Regions from separate parts of the Homo sapiens genome. Here region 1 is linked to region 2. A link is an interaction called in ENCODE POLR2A ChIA-PET data of the cell type or tissue named here. Cell type or tissue: A673. All regions are shown on one strand. Links, peaks and the distances in the headings refer to the core of each region. The heading gives the core; the rest is flanking DNA.

What was found. Peaks named below come from ENCODE experiments on the same cell type or tissue, not always from the same donor. Only the 100,000 strongest peaks of a DNase experiment are listed, where the experiment ranks them.
Region 1: POLR2A ChIA-PET joins it to region 2 with 10 read pairs; 2 of 35 experiments call an interaction of 5 or more read pairs at or near these places.

Annotation. Positions count from the first base shown.
Region 1 is chr6:35,597,181-35,607,834 of GRCh38, reverse strand. It overlaps FKBP5 (FKBP prolyl isomerase 5), which reads left to right. Exons shown (of 11, transcript NM_004117.4): 6 at 10,431-10,587. It also overlaps the pseudogene RPL36P9. Among named protein-coding and RNA genes, the nearest start is that of LINC03135, 59 kb to the right of the region's middle. RefSeq lists a silencer at 5,169-5,463 and an enhancer at 6,138-6,643. In A673, for the core only: no CTCF peak of the experiment used is centred there; DNase peaks (open chromatin) are centred at 5,854, 5,964 and 6,354; H3K4me3 peaks cover 1,435 bases; H3K27ac peaks cover 1,437 bases.
Region 2 is chr6:37,266,978-37,278,154 of GRCh38, reverse strand. TBC1D22B (TBC1 domain family member 22B) reads right to left here. Exons shown (of 13, transcript NM_017772.4): 2 at 8,505-8,561. Among named protein-coding and RNA genes, the nearest start is that of TMEM217B, 14 kb to the right of the region's middle. In A673, for the core only: no CTCF peak of the experiment used is centred there; no DNase peak of the experiment used is centred there.

The DNA of each region.
Region 1 (10,654 bases), core at 2,655-10,654, 1.7 Mb after region 2:
GGCCCATTTGTCCTTGGAGACCTTCAGTAACTCCATGGTGCACCGCTCGTATGGGGTGAAGCCACACAGCTCTCAGATCATGTCCGGCACGAACTTGGTATATTTGGTCAGGTGCCTGCAGCAGCGGCTGTGCCTGGGCGTCCTCATGTTCTCGGTCACCTTGTGGCCCTTGTTGAGGCCCATGGCCATAGGGCAGCACAGAGCCATGGCCGCTGCTCTCCAATGGTGGCCGTGGCAGAAGGAAGCCCACATTTTTATCCAATCCACCATTGATGGACACCTAGGTTGACTCCGTGTCTTTGCTATTAAGAATATAACTGTGCTTAAGAGTAAGTGCTGTGTGTGGCTCATGCCTGTAATCCCAGCACTTTGGGAGGCCAAGGTGGGATGGTCACTTGAGCCCAGGAGTTTAAGACCAAACTGGGCAACATAGTAAGACCCCATTTCTACAGAAAAAAAAAAAAGGCCAAGCATGGTGGTGCATGCCTGTAGTGCCGGCTACTCAGGAGGCTGTAGTGGGAGGATCATTTGAGTCACATTTATACCACTGCAGTCTAACCTGGGCAACAAAGCGAGACCCTGTCTCAAAACAAAACAGGCTGGGCGTGGTGGCACATGCCTGTAATCCTAGCACTTTGGGAGGCTGAGGTGGGTGGATCATTTGAGGTCAGGAGTTCAAGACCAGCCTGGCCAACATGGTGAAACCCTGCCTCTACTAAAAATACAAAAATTAGCTGGGTGTGGTGGTGGGCGCCTGTAGTCCCAGCTACTTGGGAGGCTGAGGCAGAATTGCTTGAACCTGGGAGGTGGAGGTTGTAGTCAGCTGAGATTCTGCCACTGCAGTCCAGCCTGGGCAACAGAGTGAGACTCTGTCTCAAAAAACAAACAAACACACAAACAATGCTGCAGTAAACATGTCAGTGTAAATGCCAGCTATCTTTCTGATAGAACGATTTATTTTCCTTTGGTTGTATACCCAGTAATGGGATTGCTGGGTCAAATGGTACTTTGATTTTTAGTTCTTCGAGAAATTTCCAAAACTGCTTTCCACAGGAGCTGAACTAATTTCCATTCTCATCAACACTGTTTAAGCATTCCCTTTTCTCCACAACCTTGCCAACATCTGTTCTTTTTTGACTTTTTTTTTTTTTTTTTTTTTTTTTTTTTTTTTTTTTGAGACGGAGTCTCATTCTGTTGCCCAGGCTGGAGTGCAGTGGCGCGATCTTGGCTCACTGCAACTCCCGCCTCCCAGGTTCACGCCATTCTCCTGCCTCAGCCTCCCGAGTAGCTGGGACTACAGGCGCCCACCACCACGCCCGGCTAATTTTTTAAAATATTTTTAGTGGAGACGGGGTTTCACCGTGTTAGACAGGATGGTCTCGATCTCCTGACCTCATGATCTGCCTGCCTCGGCCTCCCAAAGTGCTGGGATTAAAGGCATGAGTCACAGCGCCCGGCCTTGACTTTTTATTAATAGTCATTCTGACTCAGTTGTGAGATGGTATCTCATTGTGGTTTTGATTTGCATTTCTCTGATGATTAGTGATGTTCGGCATTTTTTCATGTTCGTTGGCTGCTTCTTCGTGTCCTTTGCCTACTTTTTAATGGGGCTATTTGCTTTTTTCTTGTTGATTTGTTTAAGTTCTTTTCTGGATATTAGTCCTTTGTCAGATGCATAATTTGCAAATGTTTTCTCCCATTCTGTAGTTTGTCCATCTGCTTCGTTGATAGCTTATTTTGCTGTGCTGAAGCTCTTTAATTAGGTCCCAACTGTCAGTTTTTCTTTTTGTTGCATTTGATTTTGGGGACTTAATCATAAATTATTTGCCTAGGCAATGTCCAGAAGAGTATTTTCTAGCTTTTCTTCTAGGATTTATATAGTTTCAGGCCTTACATTTAAGCCTTTAATCCATCTTGAGTTTGTTTTTGTATATGGTGAGAGGTAGACGTCTGGTTTCCTATTTGGATGCCTTTTATTTCTTTCTCTTGCCTGATTGCTCAGGCTAGGACTTGCCGCATACTGATTGCTGTGGCTCAGTACCATGCTGAATAGGAGTTGTTAAGAGTGGACACCCTGTTTTTTTCCAGTTCTTAGGCGGAATGCTTCCAACTTTTGCCCGTTCAGTATGATATTGACGGCTGGGTGCAGTGGTTCACACCTGTAATCCCAAGACTTTGGAAGGCCGAGGCAGGAGGATTGCATGAGCCTAGGAGTTCAAGACCAGCCTGGGCAGCATAGTGAAACCTTGTCTCTACTAAAAATAAAAAAAATTAGCCACACATAGTGGCATGCACCTGTAGTCCCAGCTTACTTGGGAGGCTGATGCAGGAGGATCACTTGAGCCTGGGTGATACAGGCTTCGGTGAGTTATGGTTGCACCACTGCACTCCAGCCTGGGCAATGGAATAAGACCTTGTCTCAAAAAAAAAAAAAAAAAAAAAAAAAAAAAAGATATTGTCATAGGTGGCTCTTATTATTTTGAAGTATGTTCCTTTGATGCTTAGTTTATTGAGGGTTTTTTATAATGAAGGGATGTTGGATTTTATTGAATGCTTTATGCTGATTGATTCTGAACATTGATAAAGAGGTATATATATATATCTTTAAATGATTTGTTCAGACTTTAATGGAAAGTACTAGTAAGAATAGCATGTAGAATTTCCAAATCACCCCATGTGGAGTGGGGAAATAGAGGAACAAGGAAAACTTCATCAATTGAGCAAAAATTGTTTTAAAAAATAAGAAAACACGGGCCGGGCACGGTGGCTCACGCCTGTAATCCCAGCACTTTGGGAGGCCGAGGCACGTGGATCACGAGGTCAGGAATCGAGACCATCCTGGCTAACATGGTGAAACCCCATCTCTACTAAAAATACAAAAAATTAGCTGGGCATGGTGGCGGGCGCCTGTAGTCCCAGCTACTTGGGAGGCAGGAGAATGGCGTGAACCCGGGAGGTGGAGGTTGTAGTGAGCCGAGATCACACCACTGCACTCCAGCCTGGGCAACAGAGCGAGACTCCATCTCAAAAAAAAAAAGAAAACACTGTGTAGAAAACCAAAGACAAGAATAAAACCACTCATATCAGTGATTACAAAAAATATGAATGGGATAAAGTCACCTATTAAAGGCAAAAGGTCTCATAAAGTGAGAACAACAACAGTATCTAGCTATGTGTTCTTTATAAATGAAACACTAAAATCAAAAAGGTACCAAAAATTGAAAATAGAGGAAAGATTACGTCTGCCCATATTGAGATCTGATGGAGCTGTGAGACTTTACATTTTTGTTTTTCATATGCTTTTGAAGTATTTATGAATGTCCTGGGATATAAGTCTAGGAATAGGAGCAAATTCTTGAAACCATTTTATTATATGTTTTCACAAAATAATGTAATATGGTACTTGGTCTAAAGTGGCCAGTGTTTATTCTTTCAAATATTTTGGATTTATATAATTTCTTTCTTCCAAAAAGTTATCTTCAAGTCTTCAGGTAGAATAAAATCATAGTAGAAAATAAGTCTTTCTGGCCAGCCATGGTGGCTCACGCTTGTAATCCCAACACTTCGGGAAGCCAAGGTGGGAGGGTTGCTTGAGGCCAGGAGTACAAGACCAGCCTGGCAACATGGTGAGACCCCATTCTTAACAACAACAACAACAAAATAGCCAGGCGTGGTGGTGTGTGCCTGTAGTCCCAGCTACTAGGGAGGCTGAGGAAGGAGAGTAGCTTGAGTCCAGGAGTGTGAGGCTGCAGTGAGCCATGATCACACCACTGCACTCCAGGCTGGGCAACAAAGTGAGACCCCCAACTCAAAACAAAAACAATAAAGAGGCCGGGCACGGTGGCTCACACCTGTAATCCCAGCACTCTGGGAGGCCAAGGCTGGAGGATCACTTGAGGTCGGGAGTTCAAGACCAGCCTGGCCAACATGGCGAAACCCCATCTCTACTAAAAACACAAAAATTAGCTGGGCATGGTGGTGCGGGCCTGTAGTCCCAGCTACTTGGGAGTCTGAGGCACAAGAAGTCCTTGAACTCGGGAGGCAGATGGTTGCAGTAAGTGAAGGTTGTAGTGAGGCAAGATCACGCCACTACACTCCAGCCTGGGCAACAGAACGAGACTCTGTCTCAAAAAAAGAAAGAAAACAGTCTTTTGTTGCTGCTGCTGCTGTTGTTGTTGTTACAAAAAAAAAAAAAATTCCAGCCAATTGGCCATTTATTTTAGAATAGTATTAAAAAACAAAGTTTCCATATCAATATAAAATTTGTATAGCTTCCTAGAATTTATTAAAATAGGAATACTAATAGATTCAAAAAGGAAAATTTGTATAAATTAGTGAAAATTACCACCCTGTCCTTAATGCCCTATTTTAAGATTAGTCATTAAATAAATATTTACTTGCTGGCCCTGAACTCTGTGCTGGGTACTGTGAGGCACAAAAGAAGTACAAGATACTGCCTTTGCCTACTAAGAATTTTATTCATACTTTGACAGCTTTCTGTGTTGAACCAGTAAATGTTTTCTTACACAGAGCTCTAAAACATGTTTAATCTGGTATAATTTACCACTAGGCACAGGAAAATAATTATAGCTAACATTCCTTTAGTTTGTCTCTGTATATCCACACTTAACAACAGCATTTTCACATGATAGACACCCTGACATATGAATGAATGAATGAATGAATATCAGGTGCTAGATTAAAAGCTCTAATTCAGTATCTAATTTAATCCTCTCAACAATTATCATTTAGCTAGTGTATTATCCACATTCTATCAGTGAAGAAACTGAGCTTCAGATCACTTTAATTACCTTGCCCAAAGTCATAATTGAAGTGGCAGAATGGGACTGGAATCCAGGTCTAACTCAAGTGCTATAGTGGTGTGAAGGGAAGACTGGTAAGGGTTGGTGTTCATGGAGAATTTGTTGCTGGGTGTATACTTCTTGTTTAGATTTCCTGTTTTGAAAACATTCAAACTTGATCAACCAAAAGAAATCATTTGCATAAATGTTATTCAGTTCCAGGAGCCAGGTTCCACGCCTGTTAGCATCTGTCCGTCAGTTCTGTAAGCAATCTTACAGTGGTGTGTGTTCATCCTAAGTAGTACAAAACAGTGCAGAGGAGGAAGGCGGACAGCTTAGGGGAAATCTGACCACCATGCGTGTTGGAAGTATTTCTCTTGTTCTCCTGCTTTTAGAAAGCCATCTCTGCTTGCTTTTTCAGGGGGTTATTAAGATCCTACTCTCTTGGATACTGTGCTCTATTAGGCAGGAGACACAGGCAGAAAGAAGCTCACTTGGCATGAATTAGGCAACAGAGAAAACTCTTGCTCAGTGGGAGTAACCTGTCACAACCTGGTTTTCTCTGGCCAGATAACCAGTCTTGTCGAGTAGTAATGCCATTACAACATTCCCATTCAGATCCTCATGACCCAGTAATTGTTTTGAGAATGAGTGCAAAGCTATCAGACACCAACTACTATAATTAGAAAAGGGAAAAATAGACACTTACCAGAGCTAATGTCTTTAGGCTGGAGCATTTACAGCTTTTTGTTTTTTGTTTTTTAAGTTATGGAGCCTCTTTCTCAGTTTTGCTTCCTAAAATACAAATTGCATGGTTTAGGGGTTCTTGCATTTCATTTTTGTTACTGCTGTGCACTCTCTTTCCTTTTTTCCCCCCTATTTTAATCGGAGTACAAATTGCTGTCAGCACATCGAGTTCATGTGCCAGCCACATTCAGAACAGGGTGTTCTGTGCTCTTCAAAACAAAATTGCTCTAGGGCAGTAAGAGAACAATAAGTCAGAGCTCCAGTTTAAGTGATGTTTTGCAGCTCGCTTGATGTGGTTACACTCCGATTGCGCAGCTAAGCTTGGGTAATTTGGTTTGGTTTGACTTTGTGGGGATTTGGAGGACCTCCCTCCCCCTTTAAGTTACATAGTCTTTAAGTCAAGAAAAAAATGTTGTCTCTTTTTAACTTGTTTATTTCTTTCTCTACCAAAAAAGCCCTAAGTAGAAGCATCCTGTATGTACTTTTATTCTCTTTGGGCATGTCATAGATGATTTACTTCCCGTAAATCATGCTGGTTGGGATTAGCAACAGACCTCCTGAGCCCTACAGGCTGCACTCCCAGTGAGTCACGATGGTTATTATTAAATATTTATTAAGTTAGTATTTGCACTAAAAGATGCCAGGTCAAAAAGCAACCACAGGGCTTCCACAGCCAGAGCTGCCATGGTTTTTGTTCTGTTTTGTTTTGGTAGGAATTTTTAAGATAACATTAAAAAGAATAAGTGGAGCTATAGGAGCTAGGCTCATCTGCATCTGTTACTGCAATCAGGGCCCCTACTGTGGCAATCAGCAGTCTTTCCGTGGCTCCAAGTGGTGTGTGAGTTCTTGTCAGCAGTCTCGTAGAACTTTTCACATCAGTGTTCCAAGTTTAGAAACCAGTTAACCCAGCAATGCCCTTTGCTACTTGTAGATGTAGAGAATCAATGGGCTGTATTCACCATGAGGCTGTGATACCTCCTTTTACTCTGACATTCCGAATGTTGTCAGTATTACAAGGCGATGGTTTTGGTTTTTTATATAAACTGGGGTGTATATGTCTGGATGTATATCCGTTTAAGATTTTATAGTACTGCAGGGTCCAATTGTGAAGGGTTAGATTTACCAGGAAAAAAAAGATTAGTCCACATGTAAAGTAGAAAATATTTATAAGAGCTATCACAAATGTTTACTGTCCTATTACAGCATCAGACACTAGTTCTGTCATTTATTGTCTCTCTGAGAAGACTAGCTACAATGAATGTTTTGCTTTCTTAATTATGCCTTTGTTACAGTTTGACTTTTTTTTGGCATGGTTACTTCATTTATCTTTCCCAACATGTTTATTAGTAGCCAATCTTTTTCCCTCACTAATGATGGGTTATCACATCTAAAGAGAACTTCTGAAATTACTCATTTAATTTTAATATCAAGTACATACATCAAGCTGAAAAACAGCCTAGGAAACTAACGCACAGGCAGGAATCCTTGCAGAGTCTCTGGATTTCCTGTTTTGAAAACATTCAAACTTGATCAACCAAAAGCCACAACAAATGTACTGATAATTTCCTCCCCCACTAAATGTACTCTCCTTAAGGGAGGAAGATGATACTTCCAACAATAAACTTCAGACAAAAAAAATCTGTTAACTAAGTTGTGAGCTACTAGGACAATAAATCTCTATACTTGAGACATTCCACAATACATGAGAAATTTACTTTGCTCAGCAAATCTTTTTTTTTTTTATGAAAAGTGTTATTAGTCTAAATTTCTTGGGCAGAGTTTTAAATATTTAGAAATGCAAACTTTTTAGAACTCTTAACCTCCTTAGAAATATCAATTTTTACTCCAGTAAAAATATCTTTTTTTTTTTGAGACGGTCTCACTCTGTCACCCAGGCTAGATTACAGTGCCGCAATAACAACTCACTGCAGCCTGGAACTCCTAGGTTCAAGCAATCCTCCCACCTCAGCCTCTCGAGTAGCTGGGACTTATAGGTGTGCGTCACCACCCTCAGCGAATTCAGTAAAAATATCTTAAGCCTCAGACTCCCTGTAGAACCTCTCTAGTATGCATGTACAGTCATATGCTGCATAACATTTTGTTTAACAGCAGATTGCACATAGGACAGTGGTCCCGTGAGATTATAATTCCATATCTTTACCTTCTCAATGTTTAGATACACAAGTACTTACCATTGTGTTACAGTTGCCTACAATATTCAGTACAATAACATGCTATACAGATTTATAGCCTAGGAGCAATATGCTATACCACTTAGCCGAGGTTATAGTAGGCTGTTCCATCTAGATTTGTGTAAGAACATTCTAAGATGTTCCCACAGTGATGAGAATACCTGATGACACATCTCTCAGAATGTATCCCCATCCTTAAGTGAAGCGTGACTGTATTTGAAAAAGTTTAAATTTGAATTTATTTTTTAAATGTTTTCCAATTCAGAATGAACTTTCAATTTGCTACAAGTTAATTTTATCTAGAGCATTCTAAAAGTAAGTCTAACAGAAGGAATTATCAGCATTTATGAGTGTGGGACATAAACTAAAATGCCATATGCGAGCTCTACCAAGCCACTCCAACTCTAGCCCTTGTTTGGAGGAGCTGACTCAAGAGTTAGGCCCTTTCTAGTTTGGCCCAAGTTTCTTAGACCCCATTCTGTGTCTGCAAGGGGAACACATCAAGATGGTATTAATACTGGTGAGTTAAAAAAGAGTAGTGAGTACTCACTTCGGCAGCACATATACTAAAATTGGAACAATACAGAGAAGATTTAGCAAATCGAAAAAAGAGAAGAAAAGGGTAGAACGCTTTAGAGCATAAATGTCCAGGGGACATTTCGGCCCCTAGTGTCTACACCATTTCTGTTCATTCTTCAGTTTTTCTCATTTCTCAGGCCTGGGCTAGGGGTAATTCAATTAAATTATTAACTGCAGGAATTAGATTTGAAGCTGGTTTCTGGACTATATTGATATTGAGAGTGATATTACCAGGTCATAGAATCATAGAATTTTAGAGCTTCATTGAGATCATGTAGTTCAAAAGTAGAATAAGTTAGATTTGAATTTTTATTTGGAAGGTAATAGTTGTTTTATTGGGCATGGAATGAGTATAACAGAACGAGTGATTTTTAGTCTCTCTACAAGTTGTTGATCTAAAGTAAAGTAGATCAGCCAGTGTTAGAAAAGAAGCATTTTAGGAAATCTCTAGATTTGAATATAGGCTATTATGTTACAGAAGTAGGAATAAAGGATTTTCTTTCTTTTTTATTTTTATTTATTTATTTTTTTATTTATTTTGAGATGGAGTCTCCCTCTGTTGCCCAGGCTGGAGGCTGGAGTGCAGTAGCGCAATCTCAGTTCACTGCAACCTCCGCCTCCCAGGCTCAAGTGATTCTTGTGCCTCAGCCCAAGTAGCTGGGATTACAGGCACGTGCCACCACACCTGGCTATTTTTTGTATTTTTAGTAAAGATGGGGTTTTGCCATGTTGGCCAGGCTAGTCTCAAACTCCTGACCTCAGGTGATCCACCCGCCTCGGCCTCCCAAAGTGTGGGATTACAGGCGTGAGCACCGCGCCCAGTCAGGATTTTCTTATGAAATCCAAATTATCATATTGCTTGGTGACTGTTATGCTGTCATACCAGCCATCCATTTTTCTTATTACATCAAAAACTTAAAATAGAATACCCTTAATATTAAAAGTAGTTGTAAAGTTTCAGAGAATTGTTTTTCCTAGAAATAAAGAGTCTAGGCCAGACCTGGTGGCGCATACCTGTAATCCCAGCGCTTTGGGAGGCTGAGGCGGGTGGATCACCTGAGGTCAGGAGTTCGAGACCAGCCTGGGCAACATGGTGAAACCCTGTCTCTACTAAAAATAACAAAATTAGCTGGGTGTGGTGGCACACACCTGTAATCCCAGCTACTTCGGAGGCTGAGACAGGAGAATTGTTTGAACCCAGGAAGTGGAGGCTGCAGTGAGCAGATATCACGCCACTGCACTCCAGCCTGGGTGAGACAGAGCAAGACTGCGTCTCAAAAAAGTCTAACTCATCAAGAAAAAATAGATATCTGTATGCATTTTTTCTATTTTGTCTTAAAATATGAGAAAAAGCCTCTTATTTTAATATGAAATTACTCTGGGAAAGAGCTTGGTAAATTGGGGTGGAACGGGGAATTAGGCCTCCCAAAATTGACCTCCTAATATTTCAGGGGAGGTTATTAAGTAATTTGATTTGTGAAGTTATAGTAGACTATTGATTCTTTCACACTTTACATTTATTATTTCCAGTAAGGGATATAGCTAAGATAGTTATTGATGTTGTTGTCTTTGGATTTACCATTTTTATTCAGATATATTTGTGAATGAGATTAGGACTCTTAAAGAAGAAGGAGCATCTGTATTCATTTAATCTTTGTATATCATTGGAGAAATAGCCATTTAGTTGGCTTTTTGGCCCAAGCATCTGAAGCCAAGATGCAGTTACAGATGTTTATATATTTGATATTAAATTTGTGGCATTTGATAACTTTATTAAATAATTCAGCATCTCTTGACTTTGTATTATAGGTGAGGAAACTTCTGTCACATAGTAGGCTTAGAATAAACCTGTGTTTCTGGTTTGTTACCCACTAAACTGTCTTATTGATACAAATATCAGTAATTACAAGTTTAATTTAGAAATATGGTTGCTCCTAAACTTTCAGACTGGGTAGACTAAGCTTCACCAAGACACACTGTGTGTGTCTCTTGATGAAATGAGAAAGGGGAAATGGTATTTGCTACATTGTCGACCACTCATTTATCACTTCACTGAATTAGCCAGTCCTAAGAAGCAGCTCTGTTGACTCTCCTGTCTCCTTGCCCTCAGTCCACCTGGAAGGCCGCTGTGGTGGAAGGATGTTTGACTGCAGAGATGTGGCATTCACTGTGGGCGAAGGAGAAGACCACGACATTCCAATTGGAATTGACAAAGCTCTGGAGAAAATGCAGCGGGAAGAACAATGTATTTTATATCTTGGACCAAGGTAAGCAGCATACCAGTTTGGAACACAGTGAAGTCACCTAAAGGACAGGGATATGCTTGCTTTTTCA
Region 2 (11,177 bases), core at 1,455-9,454:
TTTATATGGTTCTTTTCTTTTAAGAGTCAGGGCCTTGCTCTGTCACCCAGGGTGGAGTGATGGAGTGCAGTAGAGAAATCTTGGCTTACTGCAGTCTTGAACTCCTAGGCTCAAGCAATCCTTCCACCTCAGCTTCCTGAGTAGCTGGGACTATAGGCGCACACCACCATGTCTAGCTTTTTTTTTTTTGAGAGATAAGGGTCTCATTATGTTGCTCTCGCTAGTCTCAAACTCCTGGCCTCAAGTGATCCTCTCACCTGAGCCTCCCAAATTGCTGGGATTACAGGCATGAGCCACCACGCCCAGAAGTTCTTCTTATTTATAACAAATGTTGTTTTCTATTTATAGAAATGATAATATTTGTTCTTAAAACAAGACTATTTGAGTGGCCAGGCACAGTGGCTCACGCCCGTAATCCCAGCACTTTGGGAGGTGGAGGCAGATGGATCACTTGAGGTCAGGAGTTTGAGATCAGCCTGGCCAACATGGTGAAACCCCATCTCTACTAAAAAAATACAAAAATTAGCCAGGCATGGTGGCGCATGCCTATAATCCCAGCTACTCGGGAGGCTGAGGGAGGAGAATTGCTTAAACCTGGGAGGTGGAAGTTGCAGTGAGCCAAGATCACACCACTGACTCCAGCCTGGATGACAGTGTGAGTGACACTCCGTCTCAAAAAAAAAAAAAAAAAGAACTATAGGAGACAAGTACCCAAATCAAAGAAAATAAAACTGAGGCTGCACGTTCTGGACTCATCCACCATGGCTGCTTCTCCTTTGTAAAAGGGGACCTGATCTACCACCTGCAGTACCACCTCAGGGGATTCGCTGTCGAGAACAAACATGCAGCTGTGTAAGAAAGATCTGTCATCTAATATAACACCCAGGAGTATGTGGTTATTACTGTTTTTCCTCCTTAGAGGCCACGTGTACATTAAGATTGCATAAATACTGGATGTTCTGAGAATTCTTTAATCAATCATCAAATCAAGAAGTTGAATTTTAACTCAGGTCAAAGAGCTGACTTGAAGCTGGTGGCCTAACACAGGGTGACACACACGCACACCAGGACCGGATGAACACACTACAGGGAGAGACGGGCCAGGCTGCCTGTCAGGTTCTAACAGGTGCTGACTTCTGAGAAAAATGAAGGCCGTTAACCAGCTGAGGGGTGGGTACCAGGGTGTGTGTTGTATTTTTCTTCATACGCTTTTTATGCATTTGAAGGTTTTCGTTTTATATATATATATATTTTTGTTTGTTTTGAAAAGGAGCCTTGCTCTGTCACCCAGGCTGGAGTGCAGTGGTGCGATCTAGGCTCACTGCAACCTCCACCTCCTCGGTTCAGGCGATTCTCTTGCCTCAGCCTCCTGAGTAGCTGGGACTACAGGCACGCACCACCATGCCCAGCTAATCAGGCTGGTCTCAAATTCTTGACCTCAGGTGATCTGCCCTCCTCGGCCTCCCAAAGTGCTGGGATTACAAGTATGAGCCACCATGCCTGACCAGTTTTCATTATATTTTTGAAGCAGATAATGATTCAATATATATTTGAAGTAGATTAAGATTGGAATTTACTCAAATGAAGACTTGCCAATAGAAACTGGGAGGACACTTTCCAACACAATGAAGAAGAAAGAAGGGAGAAAAGGCTGTCATTCCCCATGACATAAAGACATGAGATTCAAGGCAGACCATTTTGAGGCTGCTAGAAATGATTTTAAGGATACCTAGCCCACAAAACCCCAAATTCAACCAACCAATTTAAAAGTCAGCTCTGTCCTGAGGAAAGAGGCTTTCGTGGAGGAAGGGGTTGGTTTCACCTAGAAAAGGGGAAGAGTCTGAGGACAAAACAAGGTTGGTGAGAACCACCCACAAGAATGAAAGAGAAGGCTGGGCATGGTAGCTCATGCCTGTAATCCCAGAACTTTGGGAGGCTGAGACAGGCAGATCACCTGAGGTCAGGAGTTCAAGACCAGCCTGACCAACATAGTGAAACCTCATCTCTACTAAAAATACAAAAATTAGCCAGGTGTGGTGGTGCACACCTGTAATCCCAGCTACTCAGGAGGCTGAGGCAGGAGAATCACTTGAACCCGGAAGGCAGAGGTTACAGTGAGCCATAATTGTGCCACTGCACTCCAGCCTGGGTGATAGAGCAAGACTCCATCTCCAAAAAAAAAAAAAAAGAAAAAAAGAAAAGAATGAAACAGCAAAGCAAGAAGTGAAAGGTACTTTGGGTTACCACTGAGAGAAGGCAGAGAATCCACAGACCAGGAGCAATAAACAATGATGGGTAAATTTAAGGCTTTGAAGCTTTTCCATGTTTACTAGTTATGCTCTCTCCAGAGGAGATACATAAATTCACAAATAAATACATATAAATATTGGCTACTCACTAGCCATATTCATACATATTCATAATATTCATAAATATTGAATACTCACCAGACCCTATGCTAAATTTTAATATATACCCATTTTCTTATCTAATGCCCATTAATAATCCTATGAGGTGGGTATTTTTGTTAGTCCCATTTACAGATGAGGGAACTGAAGCCTACTGAGATCATGAGCAGGCAGTGAGGTCTGGGCTCAAATCCAGGTCTACCTGACTCCTGGGCCAGCATGTGCTACTAACTACTTACTTTACCTTGAAAAAAGCAGCTAAAAAGAAGAAGGTCAGGGCCTAGAAGGATCTGCAGCCTAGGAAGAGAAGTCGCCAAGTAAACCAAGCCACATACCACCACAGCTATAATTCTCCCCAACTATACACAGCCAAAAGCCCAACTCTCACACCCTGTAGGAAAAAAAAAAATCTCAACTTGTAGGAAAAGACTTAGGTCTGACACACATAGCCTATTCTGAGTAGACAGGAAAGAAGCCACATCTAGGCATGGGCTCCTTGTAAGAGAAATGTCACCCCTTTCTGTTGACCCCAGTAGTTGCAGCAAAAAGTTAATCCAGGTAACTCCAGCTGGGGATGCCTTCGGTTTATATACTCCATTTAAACACAGTCCCAGGTAGTTTACACTTAACTCAATGTAAAAGAATGCCACAGTGTGGCTTGAAGTCTAACCAAGATTATTTATTATTATTATTATTAAGATGGATTCTCGCTCTGTCTTCCAGGCTGAAGTGCAGTGGTGCAATCTTGGCTCACTGCAATCTCCGCCTCCGGGTTCAAGCGATTCTCTTGCCTCAGCATCTTGAGTAGCTGGGATTACAGGCGCATGCCACTACGCCCAGCTAATTTTTGTATTTTTAGTAGAGACAGGGTTTCACCAATGTTGGCCAAGATGGTCTTGAACTCCTAACCTCAGGTGATCTGCCCACCTTGGCCTCTCAAAGCGTTGGGATTACAGGCGTGAGCCACCATGCCCCACCCTAACCAAGATTATTTAAACACAACTCTATCAAAGTCACAACCAAACTGGCCTCTGACGAACACCTTCACCATACCTCCTTACAACTGTACGATAAATTATAGTTTAGAAAGCACCTTTGCAGATACCTCATGCAATCCTCACAAATCTGTGAAATGAGTCTTACTATCTCTATTTTATGAATGAAGAAACTAAGGCTTGGAAAGTTTCAGTAATGTGCCCAAGGTCATGGAAATGGTAAGCGGCAAAGAAAAAGAGATTTAAGAAGTGCAGGGAATACTAAAAATTTCAAAAACCTAATAAATGGCACATTTGACTTGGTAAAGTGTTTGGTGATGAGTACCTTAGTAACACAAACACCTAAGGATATGTTGAAAAAGAGTGGCCACAGGTTACACTGGTTAGGAGTACAAAAGATCAAGCATTCTGTAATTTGATCATACTACACTGTCTTACTAATACGGATGTTCTACTTAACAGAATTTTCTAGAAAAATGTTTGACACTGACAAGTGATGTGAAGTGGAGAAATTTAGTAACAATCAAATAAATCCAGATATCTTAGTAACTAGTGTGGCTCCATGTGAACTAGTTTTATAACTTGGAATTAGGACCTAGCATACTTGAGCATCAATTCAAAAAACAATAAACTTAGAAGCTTGTCATACCATCAAGTGGCCAATGCAGCTGCTCAGCAATGAGACTAGCTTTATCTGAGCTATAAAAATTACTGCAGGCAATAGTATCACTAATAGTAATCATTTGGCAAATTAAAGTCAATACACATGGACAGGGAACGACTTACTGTGCTTGTGCAGTTTAGATGATTGAAGACCCAATGTAAAGGCTTCTGCTGCAATGTGTATTAACTACACAGTAATTAATGATGGGCTGAAGTGGAACTATAATCATGTAGCAGAGAAAGTCATAAAAATGTCCTAACAAAGGTACTAAAATAGAGGTGATAAATGTTTTATGGCAACAATCTGAAATTGTAAAATGGTCTGGTGCAGACATAGACGCGACCCCATGTTGTAAAATATCAACATCAAACCACCACATACATGAAAAAGGGAACCAATTAATCCAGTGACAACTAAACTCCTCCCAAACTGTAAAGCTAAGTAATTACTCCTATTGAAAGCATGACTGAAACTCTGCTGAAAGATCAGTGAAAATATTCATGATTTTATATCATCAACAGGTGAGAAAACAATAGTATATAAAGTTTGCCTTGGCAGTTTGGGATATGGAAATATTCCTGAAGATCTGTCCTAAATACAAAATTAGGAAAAGCTCAGTTGATGATAGGTGCAGACAAGGTATGGTGATCTTGATCAAAACATAAAATGGACACTACACTCAGTGCCTTATATGAGTGGATGAACAGCTTTATAGGTTAGCCACGTGTTTGTCAAAGGTTGTGCTAGAACAGATCTATTACCAGTCAATAACTCCTGGTTGTGACCAGAATGGTTGTGGTTACATGTAACATAATTCTCAACTATGATCCTTAAATCCCAAGACCACGATGTAGGTCTAGGCTGTTGTCTTTGCTATTCTCGTTTTTTTTTTTTTTTTTTTTTTGCCTCGGGGTTACGAGTCGGCTGCTATAGCTTTCAGAATCACACTCACACTACCACATTCAAACGCAGGAAATGTGAGTGGCAGCAAAAAGAGGCTTTCTTCACAGAACTGTCTCCCATTCTGATCAAAAAAGAAAATCTTTCCAAGAACCCTCCCCCAGGAGACTTTCTTTGATTGGCCAGAACCAATGAGATGAGACCAGTCTATGCCAGTCACTGGGATTACTAAAGAATTATCATGAAAGGTTTAAGCCAATGTTAATACCTCCCCTAAGTGCATTGTTGCTTACTCAATATCTGAACAAAATTACGGTTCTTGAGCATGAAAGAAGCAGGCACAGGGAAGACTATCAGTTAGGTAACCAGTAATGCCTGCCTCACTGGCCAACAGACCAGAAAGTCGATTCTTGATAAAACCAAAGAATAGTAGAATTCATTCTATTTAATGGGACGATCACACAGATATCACAGAAAACATGCTCCCCTTAAGAGCTAACAGCCAGGTGCGGTGGCTCACCTCTGTAATCCCAGCACGTTGGGAGGCCAAGGCAGGCTGATCACTTGAGTCCGGGAGTTTGAGACAAGCATGGGCAACATGGTGAAACCCCATCTACACTAAAAATACAAAAATTAGCCAGGCATGGTGGCCCATGCCTGTAGTCCCAGCCACTGTGGGGTGAAGTTGGGGGTGAGGCATGCGGGAGCTGAGGCAGGAGGACAGCTTCAGCCCAGGAGGTCAAGGCTGCAGTGAGCCCTGATCGTGCCAGTGCACTCTAGCCTGAGCAGCAGCGCAAGACTCTGTTTAAAAAAAAAAAAAAAAGGCTGGACATAGTGGCTCTTGCCTGCAATCCTAGCACTTTGGGAGGCCGAGGCAGGCAGATCACTTCAGCCAAGGGGTTCAAGACCAGCCTGGGCAACATGGCAAAACCGTGTCTCTACAAAAAGTACAAAAATTAGCCAGATGTGGTGGTGCACGCCTGTAGTCCCAGCTACTAAGGAGGCTGAGATGGGAGGCTTGCTTGAGCCCAGGAGGCGGAGGCTGCAGTGAGCCAAGATCACACCACTGCATGCCAGCCTCAATAGAGCGACCCTATCTCAAAAGAAAAAAAAGAAGACCTAACAAAAGGGGCAAACCAAGGAACATTAAAGAAAAGCCTGCTGTTTAAGTAAATGAGACAGTTTCATACCTTCATTCAATAAATATTTACTCACTGCCTACTACGTGCCACATGCTGTTCTAGAGGCTATGGGTACAGTAATGAACAAAACAAAGTCCCTGCTCTCAAGAAATCTATACAATAGTGGTTTCTGATTTAAAAAAAAAAAAAAAAAAAAGCATGCACCTTGCAGACAAGAACAGCAGTCATGCTTCCTCAGTAATTCAGAAGACTGTGCCTTATACACACACCAAATCGCAAAAAGAACAAGTTGGTAGAATTATAGAAAGTGCACTACATATTCAGCTAAGTTATTTTTTAAATGTTTAAATACTGATAATGCATATTTGATATAGCATTCTTCTAGGTATTCAAAATACTTTAACGTATATTATCCTTTTTTTCTTCTCTTTTTTAAAAAACCACTTTATTTATATATTTAGAATAGTTTTAGGTTCACAGCAAAATCCAGAGGAAGGTACAGAGATTTCCTATACACTCCCCTCTCCCACACAGGCACAGCCTCTCCATTATGAACATCCGCCACCACAGTGGTACATTTGTTACAAGTGATGAACCTACACTAATACATTATAATCACTCAAAGTCAGTAGTTTGAGTTAGGGTTCACTCTTGTACATTCTGTGGGTTTGAACAAATGCATAATGACACGTATCCACCGTTTTTTGTTTTGTTTTGTTTTGCTTTGTTTTTTGAGACAGAGTCTTGCTCTGTTGCCCAGGGTGGAGTGCAGTGGCTTGATTTCAGCCCACTGCAACCCCTGGCTCCCAGGGTCAAGCAATTCTCCTGCCTCAGCCTCCGGAGTAGCTGAAATTACAGGCGCCTGCCACCAGGCCCGGCTAATTTTTTTATTTTTAGTAGAGATGGGGTTTCACCATGTTGGCCAGGCTGGTCTCAAACTCCTGACCTCAAGTGATCCGCCCACCTCCGCCTCCCAAAGTGCTGGGATTACAGGCATGAGCCACTGCGCCTGGCAGTATCCACCATTTTTATAGTATCACACAGAGTAGCTGCACTGCCCTAAAAATCCTCAGTACTCTACCTATTCGTATCTCCCCTCAACCCCACCCCTTGGCAACTGATCTTCTCACTGTCTCCATGTTTTGCCTTTTCCAGAATGTCATGTAGTTGGAACCATAATTGTACATTATCTTTACTTCCCTATTGACTGTGAAGGAAGAAAGGGCAGCTACTAATACACAGGCCCCAGGAAGATGAGAACCTAGGTCTGCATCTCCCTAACCATTCAGCTTTCATTACAAACAACAACTTTGCCAGAAACTAGTCTCTAAAATTAAGCATGCCCCCAAATAGAGGCCAAAGTTCTTAGAAAATCTCTGAAGGTGACCTATCCCCTCATTTAAATTCACTGTGGCTCAGTGATGGTCCATGAGAGAAAGATGGGATAAAGGGATAATTGGGGGTATGGATACAGAGCCACACATCTTGGATTTAACTAGAGTCTCTGTTGTGCTTGAAAATAATTTATTAGAGTTCTACTAGAGAAATAGCCTCCTAAATAGCTTTTATTTATTTATTTTTATTTTTATTTTTTTGAGACGGCATCTCGCTTTGTTGCCCAGGCTGGAGTGCAATGGCATGATCTCGGCTCACTGCAACCTCTGCCTCCTGGGTTCAAGCGATTCTCATGCCTCAGCCTCCCAAGTAGCTGGGATTACAGCTGCCTGCCACCAACCCAGCCAATTTTTGTATTTTTAGCAGAGACAGGGTTTCACCATATTGGCCAGGCTGGTCTCGAACTCCTGACCTCAAGTAATCCACCTGCCTCAGCCTCCCAAAGTGCTGGGATTACAGGCGTGAGCCACCATGCCCAGCCCTAAATAGCTTTTAACTCTACTGTACATATGCCTGGGTCTCTTTGAGTGTGTCAAAGGGAAAGAGGAACTAAAGAATGCCAGCCTACAGTTATATTCTGTTGCCCTAGTTCTCATAGTAAAAGTGAGGAAAAGGTGGCAGACCTATCTATATTCAGAAGCAGTGAGCCTCAGAAACCAGATCTCCTGCTAAAAGATCTGGAGGTCATCAATGTTCTGGTTTCAGGGACAACATTTAATCAATAAAGACCTTTTGACTATTCTCTTTTGACCAAAGAATCCAATACCAAACCCTACATATACCAGTTCCCAATATAGGAAAACACAAAATCTCTAATGGGAGTTAATTTCCCATTTAGCAATGGACCATTTGGAAGTAAGAACATTGCTCATCTCCTGGTCCAAAATAGGGCAGAAGAGACGCTAAAAAATGTCAAGGTGGAAACTGTCATTTCAACAAAATAGGGGAGGGTATAGGGGTGACAGCAGTAGATAGATAAAACGAAAATGTCTTGACTTACTTTTTGGTGAGCCGTGGGTCAAGAGGAGGATGCTGTGCTCCATATACAGGCTGAATGCTAAAAGCAAAAACAAAAGGAAGAAATAGTTAGTTTAGTTAGGAAACTAAATATGTTGGCTAAGTGCCATCTGCATCACAAAATTGGATGAGACTTTGATAAATAGGTTATCTCTAATAACTGTACTCAAGCCATCCCCCAAAGAGAGCAATCTACCCGTTAAAAAAATATATTTGATAATGTTCATTTTCCCTGGTGAAGTTTCAGTGCCTTACACACCTGTCAGGATGTCCTATGTGTAAAGAAGGCAGGATGGAAAGGTAACGGGCTTTAGAGCTGGAGAGAGCAGAGTTCAAATGCCAGTTCTGGCACTCAGTACCACCATGAACTTCCAGCAAGCTTTTTGACTCCTTTGAACCTGTTTTCTCATCTAAAGTGGGAATATTGCCTAATTGAAAGGCTCACTGGGCTAAAAGACAGTGAAGGGTGACCTAAGGAACTCACACACTGCAGGAGGGGTATAAAGTAAAATAATTTAGCCATATCTAGGAAGAATGAAATATGCATACCCTAAGACCCAGTATTTTCACTCCCAAATATGCATATTAAGATAAATATATACATATATGTATTAGGAGATATATATAAGACTATTCAAAGCACCATGGCTCGTCTTAGCCCCAAACTAGAAATAACCCAAATGTCCATCAATAGTGACAAGAGAAATCAATTGCAATATGTTTATATAGCAGAACATTATACACCAATGACAATATATGTGAAGTAGGGCTTCAAGTAACAATGTGGATGGATCTTACAAATGTCATGTTGAACAAATAAGTAAAGCATAAGAATAAATACTGTTATGATTCGACTTATATAGACTTCAAAAACTGACAAAAGTAGTTTCTACTGTTTAGGAATGCATGCAGAGTAATATTATAAAGAAAGAAAGGAGTAAATGACATAAAAGGATATAGTTCTCTCTGGAGGAAAGAAAGGAGAAAACAGCAAATAGACACAGAAGTTTCTGGGGTGTTCACTTTGTGATTATTCATTAAGCCATCATACCACACATTTGTGCTTCATGTGCTTTTCGGTCATGTATCACAATTAAAAGAAAATGAGCTGATGGGATGGCTCACAACTGTAATCCTAGCACTTTGGGAGGCCACGGCAAAATGACTGCTTGAGCCTAGGAGTTCGAAACCAGCCTGGGCAACAAAGTGAGACTCTGTTTCTACAAGAAAATAAAAAATTAGTTGGGCATGGTGCTGCACGTCTGTAGCCTCAGCTACTTGGGAGGCTGAGACGGGGGGATCGCTTGACCCCAGGAGGGTCCAGGCTGCAGTGAGCACACCACTGCACTCCAGCCTGGACCCTGTTGGAAAGAAAAGGGAAAGAGAAGGGAGAGAAGAAAGAAAATGAGAATAAATGATTCAAGAATAAGTATATATCAAGCCAAACTATTGTTTAAGTATAAAAGTGAAAAAAAACTACTTTTCAACATGTAAGAACTCAGGGAAAATGTGTTCCTTAACACCTGTCTGAAGAAGCTGTGAGAGAACAAACTTCAACTAATCATGAGATGGAGAAACCATGGCAAAAGGATTGGTGGAGAGCCCTGAACAGATCCAACCTTATGACTAGGTCTTACATTTGAGGCAAAGAGAACATCAAAGTAATATAATTGGCAAATGTTAAAAGGAGGAAAAAATGGACAAATGAAGTGCATTGACTTCTTCATCTTTTACTGACAGGGCTCAGAAGATATTTAAAGCAGATAGCTCAATTTGCAAATCTATGTCACTACCTGTTTAACATTAAATCCTAATGTAGATTTGCAAATGTTAATAGACGAATATGGATGTTTTACGACAGAAAATAAAACCAAGAAAAATAATATAATCAACTAGAAGCAGGTGGGAAGAGAGGGGTGAGGAAATATACTTACTAATTTCATCATTACTCATGGTAGGGAGCCAACAGGTACTGTCTGAAGAAATATGGTATAAAGTTACACTTATAAACACAATCACTAAAATAAAAAGATAAATCTTCCAAATTATCAGAATATATATATGTGTGTGTGTATATATATATGTGTATATATATATTATATATATAGTGTATATATATATTATATATATAGTGTATATATATTATATATAGTGTATATATATTATATATATGTGTATATATATATTATATATGTGTGTATATATATTATATGTGTATATATATATTATATATGTGTGTATATATATATTATATATGTGTGTATATATATTATATATGTGTGTATATATATATTATATATGTGTGTGTGTATATATATATATATATGTATGTCCTCCCCTCAAAAGCAAGCACAGTCCACATAGTGAAAGACTTTTTTAAGAAGAAAATATTTTTAAAAGGGCAAGCATGGTAGCTCACATCTGTAATCCCAGGACTTTGGGATGCTGAGGTGTGAGAACTGCTTGAGGCTAGAAGTTTGACCAGCCTGAGCAACGTAGCAAGACCTTGTACCTACAAAAAATTTAAAAATTAGCCAACTGTGGTGGTGCATGCTTGTACTTCTAGCTACTTGGGAGGCTGAGGTGAGAGGATTACTTGAACCCAGGAGTTTGAGACTACAGTGACCTATCATCGTGTCACTGCACTATAGCCTGG